Regions from separate parts of the Homo sapiens genome. Here region 2 is linked to region 1. A link is an interaction called in ENCODE POLR2A ChIA-PET data of the cell type or tissue named here. Cell type or tissue: GM12878. All regions are shown on one strand.

Region 1 (2,500 bases):
CCCCACTCCAGTGTCTGGCTGATTTGCACAGCAGCCTGAGAAACAGGCAGGGAGGGTGGGTCCAGTTGGGGAAACTAGGGCTCAGGGAGCTGGTCAGACACACTGTCTGTGGCAGAGGCTCAAGTGGAACTCAGGGCTACTCCACCAAATGGCAGGTCCCTGGGAAAGAGGTTGGGGCTGGGGCCTCAGGGCAGGGGGCATGGAACGGGTGTAAGCCACAGGGAACTGGAGAGGCAAGGTGGGCTGTGGGAGGGGCTCTCAGGGGACCCCAGATAGGGTGTCCTCATGCCTGAGTAAGGGGCCTGGACCCTGGACCCCGGCCCCCGAGCACTACCAGGGGACAGAGGCCCTCCTCAGGCCTCCAGTCTGACACGGGTAACCAGGCTCGAGCTGGGTGGCCTCTCATGCCTTCGGGGGCACTGCCTGGGCACCTGGGTCAGAGCTGCGGCCATCATTTCAGTCCTCACTGCCTGGCCTTTAGTGCAGGGCCTTTGAGGAATGGGGGCCAGGCTTCACAGTGGGCACAGTGCTCCCATCTGACTCTGACAGGCCTGCACAGTCGGACTCATGAGTCCCATCTCCCAGATGAGGACACCATCAGGCTCAGAGAGGTGAAGCAACTTGCCCAAGGACAAAAGGCACAGGCCTGGGACCCAAACTTTGTGCTTCTTGACACACCGACTCCCCCAGGCTGACCCCCAATGCCTGATCCCATCAGGCCAGGATACCCCCTGTCCAGAGCTGAGCTCCTGTTCTCGGGAAGGCCAAATCAGAGCCATGTGGGGCTGGAGCCTGCTTCCCGAGACCTGCCCCAAGCCTGCCCTCCGGGCCAGGTCCGCAGGGTGGGTCACATGAAACTTCTGACAGCAGGCATCAGACACCAGCTGGAGGAGGAATGGAGGGCCAACACCAGGCAGGTTGCTTACAAAGAGGGCCCATGGGGTGGGGCGGGGCCAACCACAGCTCGGCAGGCGCCACAGGAAGGGCCCCGCCTCTTCCTGTCAGTTCTACCAACGGCCCAGAGCAGCTGCGGCCGCGCCAAGGGGAAGCTGCAACTCTCAAAAACAAAAACCCCAAAGGAGGAACTTCCCTGGCGGCCCTGGAAGACTCTGGGCCCCCACCCCCACCACGGGGCTCCCTGGGCCGACAGCCAGGGGCAAGGAGGCACGCAGGGTCGCAGCGACTTGGAGCAAGCCCTGGGGTCTCGCTGGCTGCTCCACCCTGAGTGGATGGGAGGCCAAATCTCTGGAGAGTGGGGAGCACAGCTGGGCTGGCTGGGGTAGGGGCAAGAAGTTAAGTCCGGTGGCTGGCAGAGCCACTGCCATACTCACCCAGCTTCTGGGAAAAGATCTTCTCAAAGGTCACCTCGCCCCGGTCCTCCAGGTACTTCTGCATGACACTGCGGATGCTGTGGGTCAGGGGGGCGCAGTAAGCAGAAGCCCCCAGAGCCCGTGGGGGCTGCAGGCCCAGAAACGCGAGCTGAGGGCACTGTGGTGGTGTCGCCACTCCCTCCAGGAAGGAGGCCAGCCCGTCAGGCCTACTCACTTATCCCAGCCACAGGTCAGACCAGAAGGCTTCAAGGAAGCCTTTGCCTGCACCGCCCCCGCCAGGCTGTGTCCTCAAAGGCCAGGGTGGCCGGCAGGTGGCCCCCTGCTCAGAGGCCCACCGCCTGTGGGGTCTCGTCCCAGTGATGCCACCGGCTGGCTTTGGGAACTTGGCCAAGTCACAAAAGCCAAGCCTGGTTTGTGAGCGGATGAAAAGACACACATGTGGCATCTCCACGCAGCAGCACATGGCTCGGCTGTAAAAAGGAACAAGGCACCAACAGGGGCCACAACGTGGATGAGCCTTGAAAACATGAGGCTGAACGAAGCCAGTCACAAAGGGTTGCCACATATTGTGAGATTCCACTCATATGAACAGATCCACGGACACAGAACGCAGATCCGTGGCTGCCGGGGGCTGGAGAGAGGGAGAGGAGTGACTGCGGTGGGGACGGGGTTTCTTTTTGGGGTAAGGGTTGCACAACACGGTCAATGTACTAAAAAACACTACATTGTATAATAAAATGATGAATTTTATATGAATTGCATCTCAATTTTTTAAATTGTAAGAAAAGGCCATGCCTTGGTTCGTGTGTCCCTAGTACTTGGATATAAAATGTGACCCCTGCCCTGGGTTGCTTGGTATGGCCATAGGGGAGGGCCTGGCCATTGTGACCCTCAAAACCCAACCCGACATCCCCCACCCTGTTTATCTCACCCCACACTGAGTGCTGTCTGGGAGCGCCACACCAGGCTACACTCCCGGCCTCAAATACCACCTTACTGTCCCCTCCTGCCCTCTCCTGGCCCACCTCAAGCCCAGCCCTGCCGGTCTGTCCCAACAGCCAGCTGAGGCCTGCATCTGGTCCTCACTAGTCTGGGCTCCTGGGGTAACGTGTAGCTGCCATGCTGAGGGCATTGCAAGGCTGGGGGCCTGAAGGGACAACACACCTGAG
Region 2 (2,500 bases), 150 kb after region 1:
TGGGATCACAGGCATAAGCAACCGCACCCGGCCAAAAAACAATCTGTGTGTGAGAAACGGGGGTCTATGTTGCCCAGACTGGTCTCAAACTCCTGGGCTCAAGTGATCCTCCCTCCCTGGCCTCCCGAAGTGCTGGGAATATAGGTGTGAGTCACCATAACTGGCAAAAGACAATTTTTTTAAACTAGTTATTCCATTTTTTTTTTTTTTTTGAGACGGAGTTTTGCTCTTGTTCCCCAGGCTGGAGTGCAACGGCATGATCTCAGCTCAGCACAACCTCTGTCTCGCGGGTTCAAGCGATTCTCCTGCCTCAGCCTCCTGAGTAGCTGGGATTACAGGCATGCGTCACCACGTTCGGCTAATTTTGTATTTTCAGTAAAGACGGGGTTTCTCCATGTTGTGTCAGGCTGGTCTCGATCTCCCGACCTCAGGTGATCCACCCGCCTCAGCCTCCCGAAGTGCTGGGATTACAGGCGTGAGACACTGTGCCTGGCCTTTTTTTTTTTTTTTTTTTTTGAGGTGAAGCCTTGCTCAGTCACCCATGCTGGAGTGCAATGGTGCAATCTCAGCTCACTGCAACCTCTGCCTCCCGGTTCAAGTGATTCTCCTGACTCAGCCTCCTGAGTAGCTGGTATTACAGGCGCCCTACACCACGCCCGGCTAATTTTTTTTTTTTTTTTGAGATGGAGTCTCACTCTGTCGCCCAGGCTGGAGTGCAGTGGCGCAATCTCTGCTTAGTGCAACCTCCACCTCCCAGGTTCAAGCGATTCTCCTGCCTCAGCCTCCCAAGTAGCTGGGATTACAGGCACGCACCACCACCCCCAGTGCCCAGCTAATTTTTGTATTTTTAGTAGAGATGGGATTTCACCATGTTGGCCAGGCTGGTCTCAAACTCTTGACCTCAGGTGATCCTCCTGCCTATGCCTCCCAAAGTGATGGGATTTCAGGTGTGAGCCACCACACCCAGTCCTTAACTAGTTATTTCTGATTTTTTTTTCCCCCCAAAAAATGACTTGTTGGGAGGCCAAGGCGGGCAGATCGTTTGAGCCCAGGAGTTCAAGACTAGCCTTGGGAACACGGCAAAACCCCACCTCTACAAAAAATACAAAAATTAACCAGGCATGGTGGCACAGGGCTGTAGTCCTAGCTACCTGGGAAGCTGACGTGGGAAGATCACTCGAGACCAGGATGTCGAGGCTGCAATGACCTATGATCATGCCACTGCACTCTAGACTGGGCGACAAAGACCCCTATCTCAAATAAAAAAAAAAGAAAAAAAAAAAAGAAAGTTCCCTCCAGGCTGGGTGCGGTGGCTCAAGCCTGTAATCCCAGCACTTTGGGAGGCCGAGGCAGGCGGATCACGAGGTCAGCAGATCGAGACCATCCTGGCTAACATGGTGAAACCCCATCTCTACTAAAAAATACAAAAAAAAATTAGCCGGGTGTGGCGGCGGGCGCCTGTAGCCCTAGCTACTCGGGAGTCTGAGGCAGGAGAATGGCGTGAACCCGGGAGGTAGAGCTTGCAGTGAGCCAAGATCGAGCCACTGCACTCCAGCCTGGGCGACAGAGCAAGACTCTGTCTCAAAAAAAAAAAAAGAAAGAAAAAGAAAGTTCTCTCCAAATAGATGATGTGTCCTCTTACACAAACACTGCTAAGATAGCACATTAAACAAAAGAAAACATATGCTAGTTAAGGGTTAATGTATGCAACAAGTACCAATCACCTTACAACTTAAAGAAAAAAAGAAAAAAAAAAATCTTGCCAAGACAAAAGTCAAGAGTACTTGACTCTCCTTCCCACTATTCCTCCCTACCTTGTTTAAAAAAAAAAAAAAAAAAAAAAAGTGGGCCAGGCACAGTGGCTCGCACCTGTAATCCCAGCACTTTGGGAGGCCGAGGTGGGTGATCATCTGAGGTCAGGAGTTCGACACCAGCCTGCCAATATAGCGAAACCCCGTCTCAACTAAAAATACAAAAAAATTAGCCGGGCATGGTGGCAGGCGCCTGTAATCGCAGCTACTTGGGAGGCTGAGGCAGGAGAATCATTTGAACCTGGGAGGCAGAGGTTGCAGTGAGCCAAGATCGTGCCACTGCACTCCAGTCTGGGTAACAGAGTGAGTCTCCATTTCAAAAAATATATATAAAAATAAAGTGAAGCCGGGCACGGTGGCTCACACCTGTAATCCCAGCACTTTGAGAGGCTGATGTGGGTGGATCATCTGAGGTCAGGAGTTCAAGACCAGCCTGGCCAACATGGTGAAACTCCATCTTTACTAAAAATATAAAAATTAGCTGGGTGTGGTGGTGGGCACCTGTAGTCCCAGCTACTCAGGAAGCTGAGGCAGGAGAATCACCTGAACCCGGGAGCCAGAGGTTGCAGTGAGCCCTGATAGTGCCATTGCACTCCAGCCTGGGCAACAGAGCGAGACTCAGTCTCAAAACAAACAAACCAACAAACAAACAACAACAACAAAACCCAAAAGTCCAGGTCCAGTGGCTC

What was found. Peaks named below come from ENCODE experiments on the same cell type or tissue, not always from the same donor. Only the 100,000 strongest peaks of a DNase experiment are listed, where the experiment ranks them.
Region 2: POLR2A ChIA-PET joins it to region 1 with 5 read pairs; 8 of 35 experiments call an interaction of 5 or more read pairs at or near these places.

The regions. Positions count from the first base shown.
Region 1 is chr11:67,276,180-67,278,679 of GRCh38, reverse strand. GRK2 (G protein-coupled receptor kinase 2) reads right to left here. Exons shown (of 21, transcript NM_001619.5): 2 at 1,332-1,408. Among named protein-coding and RNA genes, the nearest start is that of GRK2, 11 kb to the right of the region's middle. RefSeq lists enhancers at 686-895, 483-1,096, 1,616-1,665, 1,097-1,710. In GM12878, a CTCF peak has its summit at 1,615 (motif pointing right); a DNase peak (open chromatin) is centred at 999; H3K4me3 peaks cover 1,290 bases; H3K27ac peaks cover 2,500 bases.
Region 2 is chr11:67,123,959-67,126,458 of GRCh38, reverse strand. The region is part of intron 2 of KDM2A (lysine demethylase 2A); the gene reads right to left. Among named protein-coding and RNA genes, the nearest start is that of KDM2A, 5.9 kb to the right of the region's middle. In GM12878, no CTCF peak of the experiment used is centred here; no DNase peak of the experiment used is centred here; H3K4me3 peaks cover 50 bases.